Linked DNA regions of Homo sapiens: region 1 is linked to region 2. A link is a contact called in ENCODE Hi-C or POLR2A ChIA-PET data. All regions are on one chromosome and are shown on one strand. The core of a region is the stretch at or near the end of the contact, and the rest is flanking DNA. Distances in the headings are between cores, read along the strand shown.

Region 1 (2,800 bases), core at 168-2,667, 36 kb after region 2:
GCACCCCTTCTGCCTGCCTCTAACCCCACACCTTCAGATCCCTTTAGCTGCTTGCACAGCTCATGACCTATGAACGGGGGTGGGGAAGAAGTAGGCAGAATGGAGTCTGACATGAGAAAAGTGTCAATAACATCCCATTTCTTGTGTTGATTCTTGATTTCTGTTCATATTCAAACATTATTTTGTTGTATATTTTCTTTCGTAGGCCTCCTTAAAATTCTCGTAGAATGAGGCAAGATATAAACACTTACATAGAAGTTAACAGCAGTGTGTTAATGATATATGCAGCCAAGCATAGGCGCTTATGCCCAGAGTGCGCAAGTATACAGAGGACATTCAGTGGCCAAAGTTGGCTAGAGTTGCTTTGGTCCTTGATCAAGTCCTGTTTAGATTTCTCCACCCAAATAAGTTACATCAATACTGACTAGATAATACATATTCAACAGGCAGTACACCCCCTGATCATTGTGGATATCACAATTCAGGAAATCATTTACTTACTAAACATTTTTACTTACTAAACATTTACTTACTAAACTTTTGTGTCCCCTACTAAACTTTTAGCTTCTAGAGAGTAGAAACCATGTCCTGTTGTTCTTTATGCTTATAGTACTTGGCCCACAACTGATGCACAATGGATCACGAGGGGTGACTAGATAAATGAGAATTTTTTAATGGCAAGATGATTCAGAGCAAATGAAATGTAGAATATCATAATATTTTATAAGGAATGGCATTTTGGGCAAGTTATTACTTGTACGTACTTTTAGAAACAGTCTCTTCCTCTAACCAAATGCTTCTGAGTAGGATCCTGCTTTAATGGATAGAAAAACATGAGTTCTCATTAGTATGCACAGCACTGAAGCCCAGTTACATTTTTTTTTTAAATAAGCACACTTTTTAAGTGCTGCCATGCAGTGTCATCGCTCCAAAAGCTTATCACATTGTTCATTTTCTTAGCAGGCTCAGTTCTACTGATGGTGTAAAGTTTCAACCGGGGCTCTTCATAATTATTACGAATTCTTAAGACTGAAATCAGGTGGCTTTTTATTTTTAGTGTCCTTATTGTGCTCACTCAAGACTATATATTCAGCAGTGTGCAGTCTATGCCTGACTGTATAAAAGACTGGAATGTTCACACACTATAATGAATAATGAGTGTCAGTGAACTCATTACAGTAAATCCTTAGGTAATTACTTTCTGCCTTAGTTGGGGGACTTATGGTAGCATAAGCTAAAATTATTTCATCTCCAGACAAACCCTGAGGTGGCTGTTGGAGTTAAATATAATTCATTTGCAGCATGTTTATTATAGTTAAATTTAACTAATTTAGGGCCTGTTGCTGGCCAGAAGCTGAGGAGGAGGAAGTTGCAGTGTCCATGAGTACCTCAGAAAAATGAGGCTTCATGGCCGAGCTTTCAGAGCATGACGTAAGAGTTACTCCCACTCTGTCTCTGCTCTTCCTGTCCCCAGAGCTGGATGGGTTTGTTCATGAAAGTGATTGGCTAATGAGCTCTTCAGGCATAGGATTAATGTGGTGTAGCAAGAGGAAGTCTCAGCGTTGAGCTGGGGCTCTGCTCAGTTCTCTCCTCTGTTTCTGCCGGAACTTCCTGGTGTTACAGAAAGAACTATGGTGTTCAAGGTCACTGTTGTATGAATGGATTTATCAGCAGATGGTGAGGCTCCCCCTTCTCGTGCCCCATTTCCACTCAACACTGTCGGGCCAGTCTGGGCGTTATTTCTTCCTAAGCCTTCCAGCCTGGAAGACTTAGCTCTGGAAAAAATAGGAAAGGACTTACTCCAAGAACCAAGCACATGTTTACAGAGGATGGTTTAACCTTTAAAGATGTTGCCACTGAAGAGTTTTTAGATTAGATTTTGCCTCATGAGAGCTCTTCTGAGCTGGATGGCTTGCTCTACCAAAGATGTTACAGGGACACCCGCAGGAGAAATCGCATCAACGCGGGGAGGTGAGGCTTCTGAGCCATCGCTTGTGTCTAAGAACATAAGCCAAAAATCACTGTAGGGGGACTGTTCCCCAGAAGACAGGGACCTTGCCAGGAGAGGAAACACAATTCCGATCATCGTGAGGAACGTGCATTTGCGGAAGACATTGTCCTACTTTTCCACAAAAATACCATGTCTCCATTCTGGAAATATGTGCACTGTGCTAATTGCTCAAGAGAAGGTAGCAGTTGGAAAAAGTCCAGAGAAGGATGAGTAGATGAACACAGGAATCAGTCGGTAGCCGTGGGAACAGCAAAGCCCCTTCAGTGGGAAGGCAAGAGTAAAGAGAAGACAGCACTGAAGTCTGTGGAATCTAAAGCGGCTTTGGTGGGGTTTCCTCACCGACCCAAAGTGCAGAGCTAGCAGGGTAGGCACACCCACCCGTGCCTGTGGTGGCCCGCCCTAAGACTCTATCCAGGACAGCCACCTCAGCCTCACTATCCCCTGGCCACGTCCTGGCCGTTCAGTCCCACCGTGACGCAGCTTACAAGCTGCAGAACCGTCTGCCTCTCAAGCCAGTGTTCCTCCCACTGTACCACAGTTGCTTCCGTTGGGTCCAGACTCTTCTGAAAACTCCCCTTTTCAATTTTACTCAAACAGATTTTGGCCATGGAAATGGTTTGTGACTTTAACGGGCAAGCTGTGATATAAAAAGTAAACCATGGGTTACATAACTTCAGGGGCAGGTTAACTTTTCCAGAATTCTGGTCTCAAAGTAAAGATTTAGATTTAGTTGAGGCTATAAAAATTCAGGAAAAAATAATAAAGCATTTCTACACCTCCCTCCTTCCC
Region 2 (3,091 bases), core at 96-2,595:
ACACCCAGCTAATTTTTGTATTTTTAGTAGAGATGGGGTTTCACCATGTGGGCCAGGCTGGTCTTGAACTCAGGTGATGCACCCACTTCAGCATCCCAAAGTGCTGGGATTACAGGCGTGAGCCACCACGCCCGGCACCTGGCTTACCAGAGATAAGTTTTATATCCTTTTTCTAGTCTTTTTAAAAAATGTATAGGATAAACTTGCATACGTATATACTAAGAAAATTCTGCCATTGTCATATACTATTTTAATATTTTAACCCTTTTTTACATGGCAAAATTATAGCTATTTGCATCTATTTATCAGAGCATTTGTTATGACTGGTGAAACAAAATATTTTCCTATATTTGTTAATCATTTGTATTCCTCTCTTAATTGTTCAAGTCTTTTTTTGCCCACTTTTTCTGTTGGCATTTTACAAACAGTAAAAATCTCTTATCAATGATTAGCTAATTATATACCCAAAATACTAGTCCATTTTATCTCATATTTGTTACAAATTTTTCAAGTTGTTATCTGCCTTTTATTATCCTTCATCATATGTGGGGCATAAATTTATTTTATATTTTTTGTTTTGTCATATCCAACATTTTTTTCATCAATTTTTGTCCATTGCTTTTACATGCAAGAAGTTCTTATCCATCAAAAGATTATATAAATATTTACTTACATTTTCTCTTAAGTTGTTTATTATTAAACATTTTTTTCTAGTTCCATCTGGAATTGTTATTAAGATATTGTGAGATGAGAGAATCAAACTTTTATTTTTCTAAACAGTTAACCAGCTTTCCTGATACAATTTATAGGACAGATAATTTACAATAAGTGAATCTTTTACAAAAGATACAAAACCAATTATTTTGCTCAATTTTTTTATTTTTATTTTTGAGACAGAGTCTCGCTCTGTCACCCAGGCTGGAGGGCAGTGGTATGATCACAGTTCACTGCAGCCTTGACCTTCCGGGCTCAAGCAAGCCTCCTGTGTCAACCTCCTGAATAGCTGGGACCACAGGTGTATACCACCATGCCCAGCTAATTTTTGTTTTTTGGTTTTTTTGTAGAGATGAGGTCTTGCTGTGTTGCCCAGGCTTGAGAGCCCAGGCTGGGCTCGAACTCCTGGGCTCAAGCTATCCTCCCACCTTCACCTCCCAAAGGCATGAGCCACAATGCCAGGCCTTGCTCAATTTTTAAAATAGTACTTTAGGTACCAGCTGTATATGAAGCAATTCATTTGTGGTTTGTTTTGCTTGTGCTCCTATTCTTAGCAAAAGATAGCCTTACTCTCATTTCAGAGCAGAGTAGCCCACGTGGCAATCCCCTAGTCCCTTTTTTGGAGGCCACAGTGTAGCCAGAAGTAACTGGAATGCAAAGCCTCTGTGTGCCCTTCGACCCAGCTAAATCATTCCACGGGCAGATTGATCAATTTCCTGAGCTTTCATCATGATTTCTGGAGTTCAGTTGTCTTGCAGTTGCTATACAATGTAGTTTTTGTCATATTCCCTCTTATTTCTTAATGTGTCCTGGAAGGAATGGAATATGAAGTCTTTGTAGAGTAGTGGCTACAGCACTGGCTTTAGAGGCCGCCCTGAGTGCAAGTCTTGGCTTTGCCACTTGTTGGCCGTGGAACCATTCGAGCAAGTTACTCACCTCTCTAAGCGTCAATTTCTTATCTTTGGGTTTAACAGTGAACCGACCTTAGAAGGTTATTTTGCACTGCCTGGTGCATAACAAGTGTCCAGTAAGTGTTATTGTTGATGGTGCTGGTTACATCCTAATGGTGAGTTTCCTCTGGGAAAAACTAATTGTAATTAAGTACAAGCATTAAATACAAACAAAGAACAGCCAAGTTTCTAATGAGCAAACTTTGTGTTTTATGTTTACTCTAGTTAAGCCCATGCTCAAAATAGGCACCTAGTTGCTGATGATAATTTACTCCAAACAATAAAATTACTTTCTTAAGGTCTAATTGTTTTTGATAGAAAAAAGAGGAAAAAATAATAAAGCAGGTTGAAGATGTCACAAGCTGGGAATAAAAGTTTGGTGGGTTTTTAAGATCTGAAAAAGAAATTTTTTTAACACCTTAAGGAAAAAAGTTGCAATATACTTTTGTTTCTTTTTTTATGCACAGTAAGTGTTATAGGATGCAGGTGACACATGTGCTGGTGGGGAAGTGAGGTAGAGGAAATGAGAAGGACGCCCCATGTAGAAAATGGCAGAATCGGAACACGCACCCAGCCCCTCTGTGTGCAGGGTGGCGTTGGATGAGACGTGCAGCCTGGCCAGGCCTCATGTCGTTGTTTCCCCAGGTTTTGATTTAGGCCCGAAGCCCACCCCATGGAGTCTACATGGCAAAGGGAGCCTGCAGAAGGCATGTGACATTTTGTATTTGCATTTGGAATTCAGTGAGCTGCTGATTTGATGATGGAAGCAAATACCAAGCAGTCACTGTCAGTGTTCATGAAATAAGAGATGTCAGCCATATTTCTAGGATATGACACTTTTGTATTATCTATTGGTATTTCAAAAAAAATGTTATGGTAAAAAAAATTTCCAAAACACATAAGCTACTAGACATCTGTTTTAGAATAGCACCGCTATACTCATTCACAAACAGCAGTTGTGTTTCTTGTGGGAGTGGCGCTTTAAAGAAGTGTAATAGGGTTTTGTTTTTTTTTTAATCAGCATTTCTCTTTGGAGATGTTAATGAGCATCCCCAAATTTAAAGTTCTAAATGAAATTATAACACTGGTTATTGCTAACAAAATGAGCAACTCTTCTAAGGAAGACTAAAAGGAAAAATCGCTGTGAAGTTCCCTCTATGTGATAGCAGGGTTGAGAAAATTTGATTACAGAACCTGAGCTTCTGCAGCGAAGGCCTGACAGTGTACGGTCGCTGTCTGGGGTGTCCACCCAGCTCCCGGTGATTCCCCCTTTGCTAGCAACTGCTTCTCCCTCCCAATCCAGAACTGTGGGCCCTGGCAGCCATTTTGTGCAGTGAGGCATCCTTTTACCCTGCAGTCTCTGCTGATTGGACCCGGACAGATGCTTGACCCACGAAGGAATTTACAATTGGCAATGATAGAGGTAG

What was found. Hi-C counts contacts between places; a loop is a spot of excess contacts on that map. ChIA-PET counts read pairs that join two places held with the same protein, here RNA polymerase II (POLR2A). Pooled maps may share reads with other maps.
Region 1: a map of gastrocnemius medialis shows a loop between it and region 2 (6-fold over the local background). The contact joins two enhancer-like sites. A Hi-C loop is called at or near these places in 5 of 168 maps with a recorded cell type or tissue (B cell, CD4-positive, alpha-beta T cell, CD4-positive, alpha-beta memory T cell and 2 more), 1 of 37 single-sample maps with no recorded cell type and 8 of 50 pooled maps. POLR2A ChIA-PET finds 5 or more read pairs at or near these places in 8 of 52 experiments (CD4-positive, alpha-beta T cell, H1, K562 and 5 more).

What each region holds. Positions count from the first base shown.
Region 1 is chr6:5,669,859-5,672,658 of GRCh38, forward strand. All of the region lies in intron 6 of FARS2 (phenylalanyl-tRNA synthetase 2, mitochondrial), which reads left to right. The region is part of intron 2 of LOC101927950 (a long non-coding RNA gene); the gene reads right to left. Among named protein-coding and RNA genes, the nearest start is that of FARS2-AS1, 210 kb to the left of the region's middle. Within about 2 kb of position 1,418, at least 13 of the 41 ENCODE cell types and tissues checked have a DNase peak (open chromatin) inside an H3K27ac peak, as active enhancers do; they include gastrocnemius medialis, where a contact is called at or near this core.
Region 2 is chr6:5,633,431-5,636,521 of GRCh38, forward strand. All of the region lies in intron 6 of FARS2 (phenylalanyl-tRNA synthetase 2, mitochondrial), which reads left to right. Among named protein-coding and RNA genes, the nearest start is that of FARS2-AS1, 180 kb to the left of the region's middle. Within about 2 kb of position 1,346, at least 2 of the 41 ENCODE cell types and tissues checked have a DNase peak (open chromatin) inside an H3K27ac peak, as active enhancers do; they include gastrocnemius medialis, where a contact is called at or near this core.